Regions from separate parts of the Homo sapiens genome. Here region 2 is linked to region 1. Evidence: chromatin contacts called from ENCODE Hi-C or POLR2A ChIA-PET data. All regions are on one chromosome and are shown on one strand. Each heading gives the region's core, a stretch centred on a gene start or an enhancer-like site at or near the end of the contact. The rest is flanking DNA. Distances are from core to core; before and after follow the strand shown.

The links. A loop is a pair of places that touch in the nucleus more often than their neighbours do. ChIA-PET counts read pairs that join two places held with the same protein, here RNA polymerase II (POLR2A). Pooled maps may share reads with other maps.
Region 2: a loop to region 1 is called in a map of endothelial cell of umbilical vein, with 4 times the contacts of the local background. The contact joins two enhancer-like sites. A Hi-C loop is called at or near these places in 11 of 168 maps with a recorded cell type or tissue (Caco-2, Calu3, HepG2 and 8 more), 1 of 37 single-sample maps with no recorded cell type and 14 of 50 pooled maps. POLR2A ChIA-PET finds 5 or more read pairs at or near these places in 10 of 52 experiments (A549, A673, AG04450 and 7 more).

What each region holds. Positions count from the first base shown.
Region 1 is chr2:223,726,338-223,729,701 of GRCh38, reverse strand. No RefSeq gene overlaps it. Among named protein-coding and RNA genes, the nearest start is that of AP1S3, 110 kb to the left of the region's middle. RefSeq lists enhancers at 2,845-3,364, 3,208-3,364. Within about 2 kb of position 2,046, at least 5 of the 41 ENCODE cell types and tissues checked have a DNase peak (open chromatin) inside an H3K27ac peak, as active enhancers do; they include HCT116 and endothelial cell of umbilical vein, where a contact is called at or near this core.
Region 2 is chr2:223,759,092-223,762,689 of GRCh38, reverse strand. The region is part of intron 4 of AP1S3 (adaptor related protein complex 1 subunit sigma 3); the gene reads left to right. Among named protein-coding and RNA genes, the nearest start is that of AP1S3, 77 kb to the left of the region's middle. RefSeq lists an enhancer at 592-961 and a silencer at 1,484-1,778. Within about 2 kb of position 1,694, at least 16 of the 41 ENCODE cell types and tissues checked have a DNase peak (open chromatin) inside an H3K27ac peak, as active enhancers do; they include HCT116 and endothelial cell of umbilical vein, where a contact is called at or near this core.

The DNA.
Region 1 (3,364 bases), core at 797-3,296:
AAAATACAAAAATTAGCCGGGTGTGGTGGTGGGCGCCTGTAATCCCAGCTACTGGGGAGGCTGAGGCAGGAGAATTGCTTGAACCCAGGAGGCGGAGGTTGCAGTGAGCCAAGATCATGCCACTGCGCTCAAGCCTGAGCTGGAGACGTTGTCTCAAAAAGAAAAAAAAAATTTTTTTTGCAAAAATGAGGTCTTGCTATGTTGACCAGGCTGGTCTTGAACTCCTAGCCTCAAGCAATCCTCTCATCTCACCTCTCAAATTGCTGGAACTACAGGAATGAGCCACCATGCCTGGCCCAGGATAGAGAACTTAAATAGCTAAAAGGGAATCCTGATGTATCACAGAGGCATTGACAGCATAAAGCAGTTGTCACTTTTAGGACACAAAGGCAAGATGTTGGGATTATTGGAAACTAGAAACTTGGAGCAGGAACCTTCCAGGGGTGGCCTCGGCCTCTGAGGAGTTTCAGGACTAAGACGAGGGCCCTAAAGAATTGCCATTCAGACCTCTGAGAAGAGAAGAAGGAGAGAAAGCACAGTGGGAAGTACGTTGGACAGATGGTGGGGCCAGAAAATGAAAGTTCATTCAAGGCGGTAGGAAGATCAGCTTATACACACTATGTTGCAAAGTTTAGTTGACTTGATTTATTTCAGGAATGGGATAAGGAAGTAAATACACAAGAGGAAAAGACATTCAAGAAAATTGAAGATATATTTCATGCAGATAACTCTCACTTTTCTTATTTTACTTTAAAACCACTGTTGACAGAGATGAAAAACCTACCGAAAACAAACAGCTAGTCCATGGAAATATGTTTGCTGGTTCCTGGAGTTGAGAGGCAGCAACACTTGGGCCCAAGATAACAGCGGGAAGTGCAGAGAAACTTCTGAGCCAGACTGAACTTAGTTCAAATCTTAGCTTTATCACAAGCTGTGATATTACTCAAGTTATTTAACTTCTCTGTACCTCAGTTTTTGTAATTGGGATTATTATTACTACCATCACAAGTTGAGTTCCACAGAACTAAAATCGAAGTGCCAGCATGCCTCCAACACTTACCCCATGCTTCATCTGGGGATTTACTGCACCCAAATTATAATCCCCTGTATTATAATAACCAAGAACAATCTGTCTATTTCTGATCCACAATAATTATTTATAACACCGCCTTTTTTCCCCCAGTAGATGCCTGGAGTTTGAATCTGTTTAGCATGAACTCCTAGAAATCCCTCACTTTCTTGGTGTACACCCGAATTTGGGAGACTCCGGGTTGAATATCAGAAAGACTTAAAAGGCTATCAGACAAACGCTTGATTGAAATTTTCCCCAGGATTAAAACAGGCAGAGTCTCAGTATGAGTGATAATAATAACAGTACAGGGATGTCCCCTTAAAGACAATGGGGAAAGACAAGGAGATTTGAAATAGATGAAAATGTGGAACTCAGAAGATGTAGGTTCATATAAACTTTTTTTTTTTTTTTGAGATGAAGTCTCGCTCTGTCACCCAGCCTAGAGTGCAGTGGCACAATCTTGGCTCACTGCAACCTCCGCCTCCCAGGTTCAAGGAATTCTCCTGCCTCAGCCTCCCGAGTAGCTGGGACTACAGGCGCCTGCCACCACGCCCGGCTAATTTTTTATTTGTAGTAGAGACGGGGTTTCACCATCTTGGCCAGGCTGGTCTCGAACTCCTGACCTTGTGATCCACCCACCTCGGCCTCCCAAAGTGCTGGGATTACAGGCGTGAGCCACCGTGCCCGGCCGGTTCATATAAACTTTAGAAAGGGAGTCAGAGAATAAGAATTTATCAGCTTACTCTAAGCATTTCCCAAAGGACTGGGATTCCAATTCCAAGTGAGCAAAGATTTATCCTTCTAGAGAAGGAAAGGGCCATTCATTTGCTTTCCATAGCTTATTGGAAAATATCTCTGTGTAACTCGTATCCAGCAGTCATCAGGCATCTTCTCATTCTAATTTGCTTTCCTTAGCCGACTTGCATGCTAGAAGGAAGTGCCCTCTGCTGGTGTAAGAGTTCATAGGCCAAGTCCTTCTCGCATTCTAATTTGGTACCTTATAATTGGTTTCCTGTTACTGAACAGTCCTGTGTGAGTTTGGGTGATAATATTACACTGAGGCCTGAATTGGGGCAGGACCAGCATCAAACTAATTAGGGCCAGCATTCCACATCAATAGCATATATGTGGCTATGTTTGGGGGTTCCAAAAGTCCTTGTAATCTCAAATTATCTTTGCTGCTCATCTGCTATAACGTCTGAAATGCTACCATTAAATTTATCCCATTAGACTATAGTTCCAAGAATTACCAAAATGTAAGTTCATTTCAACCTAATAAACTCTTACTGGGTAAACCTTTAGTTTAGGGCATTGCGATGGGTACTCGGAGTTAAAAACCAAAAGCAAAAATTAAGATGGTGATTAAGTAAGTTTATCTATCACCCTCAACAGCTGCAAAACAAATTGTACGATGCAATGAAAAGTTAATATATCCAAAAATGCCCAAAAGAGGGATAAGGACTCTTATGCAATAAAAATTCAAAGAACTGAGTGATTAGTAGGTGCTGGAGTAGCCAGACATATGACTTGCATCAGGACTTCAGAGGTAAATAGCCCATTTGTGGTGGTCGTAAACAATTTAGGTTTCGCTGGTGAATTAGCTATCCAGGCTCCTTGAAAAGAGAAAGATTTAGAATGAATTCGATGACACTGCTCAGGGGCTTACTAAATTAGAGAATAGCTTACATGGGAGACCCCAGGACAAATACCTGGGGGCTGAATTGTGTGACAACCAAAAAGTTTCCAAGGACAAATTTGAAATTTGACTATTTGCACAGGGATGTCAGAGCTTTGTTGGATGATGGTACCCCGTGGGTGCCCTGACATACCTGAAGCTCTGTTTGAATAACGAACACAGTGAACAGTGAAATGGCCCTTTGCATAATCTGGGAAAGTCCTTGGAAATCCTGATGTGAAAGGCAGACTGGAAAAGGTCATTGTTGAGATTTTCCCTCCCCTCCCCTCCCCTCCCCTCCCCTCCCCTCCCCCCTCCCTCTCTCTCCCTCTCTCTCTTTCTCTCTCTCTCCCTTCCTTTCTCTTTCTCTCTTTCTTTCTTTCCTTTTCTGAGGCACAGTGTCACTATGTTGCCCAAGCCAGTCTCAAACTCCTGGGCTCAAATAATTCTCCCGCCTCGGCCTCCCAAAGTGCTGGGACTGCAGGCATGAGCCACCACGCTCAGCCACTGTTGAGATGTTGTAAGCAAATTGTTATGGAATGCAACCCCAAATTCATATATTGAAACCCTAACCTCCACTGTGATGGTAGTTGGAGGTGGGACCGCTGGCGGGTAGT
Region 2 (3,598 bases), core at 445-2,944, 33 kb before region 1:
CTAGATGTTGATAAGAGGAAAAGAAAGGAACTGTTTACTTGGTTGGGAATACTTATTTGGGGGTAACAACAATGTGGACAATGGCACAAAGTTATTAGAAGGAAAATTAAACCCTCTGTCTGGGCGTGGTGGCTCACGTCTGTAAGCCCAACACTTTGGGAGGCCGAGGTGGGCGGATCACTTGAGGCCACGAGTTCGAGGCCAGCCTAGCCAACATGGCAAAATCCCATCCCTACTAAAAATACAAAAATTAGCCAGGTGTGGTGGTACACATCTGTAACCCCAGCTACTTGGGAGGCTGAGGCAGGAGATTTGCTTGAACCCAGAAGGCAGAGATTGCAGTGAGCCGAGATTCCACCACTGCACTCCAGCCTGGGTGACAGAGCAAGACTCCATCTCAAAAAAAAAAAAAAAAAAAAAATTGCTGGGCACAATGGCTCATGCCTATAATCCCAGCACTTTGGGCCGAGGCAGGTGGATCACGAGGTCAGGTGTTCAAGACCAGCCTGGCCAAGATGGTGAAACTCCGTCTCTACTAAAAATACAAAAATTAGCCAGGTGCAGTGGTGGGCTCCTGTAATCCCAGCTACTCAGGAGGCTGAGGCAGGAGAATCGCTTGAACCCAGGGGGCGGAGGTTGCAGTGAGCCGAGATCATGCCACTGCACTCTAGCCTGGGCGGCAGAGTGAGACTCTGTCTCAAAAAAGAAAAGAAAATGAAACTCTCAAAGGCGATAGTGGTCATTAACCACAGGACTTGCAATAGGTAGGAGCGACAAACAGTAGATATTTTACCCCAACTAACAGCCTGCCAAGAAGGGAGGCTCAAGGCCAGATGCGATGGCTCATGCCTGTATTCCCAGCACTTTGGGAGTCCCAGGCAGGAAGACTGCTTAAGTCAAGAGTTTGAGATCAGCCTAGGCAACATAGTGAGAACCTTGTCTCTACAGAAAAATGATAAAATTAGCCAGGTGTGGTGGTGTGCACCTGTAATCCCAGCTACTCAGAAGGCTGATGCGGAAGGACCGCTTGAGCCCAGGAGTTTTGAGACCAGCCTAGGCAACATAGTGAGAACCTTGTCTCTACAAAAAGTAATAAAATTAGCCAGGCATGGTGGTGTACACCTGTAATTCCAGCTACTCGGAAGGCTAAGGTGAAAGGATCACTTGAGCCCGAGAGGTCAAGGCTGCAGTGAGCGGTAATCGCACCACTGCACTTCAGCCTGGGTGACAGAGTGAGACCCTGTCTCAAAAAAAAGAAGGGGAGGGTCAGATTGTATCTCATGAGCAATAGGATTCTATGTGCCCTCGTGTGGATGCAGGCGAAACTGCTAGGTGCACCCTAACACTGTCACCCTTAAAAGCGTAAACCATGTTAACAGCTAGGCCAAACCACAATGCAGTAGGAAGTCATAACATACACTGTGCTATATGCATAAGAAACACAGCAGAGCTAGATGTATCCAGAAGAGGACCCAAGATACAGACTCCAGCTCCTGTCTTGAGAAGGTAAGAGCAACTAAGGTTCTGCCAGCTCTAAAAGTCTGCCCCAAACCTTTAAAGTGGCAAGCTCAAGAAAATGCCAACTTTTACCTTATTGGTTTACATAGCTTGAGTAACCAGCCTGGCTCGGCTCAGACAGGGCAGCCAGTGTGGTGTTTAGCAGACTGAGTCATCTGGTGATGTGAGCAGTGCCAATGACTAGAGGCCACTGAACCACAAAGACAGGAAAGTGTCAACTCCAGGCCCCTCCCGAGGCTACAGGCAGGGCCTAGCAATGCTCTCATCTGGTCATGGGTTTTTGTCCACTTTGCAAAAATAAGATATTTTAACTGCAAAAAGTACGTAGCCATACAATATAATATATGATAGAGGAGTGTCAAGCAATTAATTCGTGAAAATAACATGCAACCATTTTTTATTTTGTGATATTTGTCATCTTCAAAATTCACAATCTGTGGTCGTTTCTTTTCTCATTCTAAGTACACTTTATACCTGATTTTGTATTTGTAACTTTGTATTCCCATGTAAATGGTGTAAACTCTAGATTCCATAAAACCAGCATGGCCCAATGGCCTGTATGATCCCTCTGCTAAGTTAAAAGACCCCACGGGCAGCATCTGTAGAGGGGTAGATGGGTATGGGGCTGTCTTGGCCAATGCCCACTTAGGAGGTGAGAGCTTTGTTGAGTAAATGTGGATGACTGAATACAAATGTTTTCTGGCAGAACTCTGGAATTCTAGATAGAGTTGGTGAAAACCAGTTAGAAAACCTCTTTTGAAGGTAAGGGCAGATTTCTAGCCCTAGTATCTCCTGAGCAATCTTGCTCGGCCAGTAGCCTTGGTATCTTCAGCCCATGTCAGTCAGCGTATTTCCTGGCAGGTTCACATGAATCATATACCCTGGAGTTTAAGCTTAAGAACAAGTTGAACTTGGATTGCTAAATGAGCAGATCGTGACTCAAACGAAAGAGGCAGGTGATTTTTTGTCCTCTCGAGCTTTCTTATTGATTCAACTTGGGGCCCTGGTGTGACACAAATATATATGTTTAAAGTAGGAGAGTGTGCAAGAGAAAGCCCATCTGTCTTGCATGGTATAGAACCTGGAACATCACTGTTAACTTTGAACTCTACCTGTAATTGTGAGTCTGTTCAAACATTTTTTTTTAAATGCTGAAAAAAAATATTATGGCTTTGGGGCATGTTAGCAAACTTAGTAACTGATGGACAGTATGAAAAGAATGAGATCATGTCCTTTGCAGGGACGTGGATGGAGCTGGAGGCCATCATTCTGAGCAAACTAGTGCAGGGACAGAAAACCAAATGCCACATGTTCTCACTTAAAAGTGGGAGCTAAATGATGAGAACACACGGACACATAGAAGGGAACAACACACACTGGAGCCTTTCAGAGGGTGGAGGGTGGGAGGAGGGAGAGGATCAGGAAAAATGACTCATGGGTCCTAGGCTTAATACCTGGATGATGAAATCATCTGTATAACAAATCCCCATGATACACGTTTACCTCTATAACAAACCTGCACATGTATCTCTGAACTTAAAAGTTAAAAAGAAACATAATTTGTATACTTTGGGAGGAAGCCTTTGAAAACATATGGCAGAAACTATACATTTTTTCCTGTGAACCTTGTAGAGAAGTAAAGAAATTCTTAAGAATTTTGGTCTGTTTATCTTTTTTGTCTTGACAATATGTATAATAAAGATGCTCTGCACAATATAGGTAACGATACATATGTTATACAGACGTAATTCAGAATTCTCTAATACACGTACCTGGATGTGGTCCTCCTGATCATTTTAGCAAACGTGTTTATCTTAAGTCAACAGTGATATCTTGGCAACTTTGCTTTAGCATTTCAATCTCTCTCTCTCTCTCTTTTTTTTTTTTGTTTTTGAGACGGAGTCTCACTCTGTCACCCAGGCTGGAGTGCAGTGGTGCAATCTTGGCTCACTTCAACCTCCGCCTCCCGGTTCAAGCAATTCTCCTGCCTCAGCTTCCCGAGTAGCTGGGAATACAGGTGCATGCCACCACACTCGGGTAATTTTTGTATTTTTCATCGAGATGGGGTTTTGTCATGTTG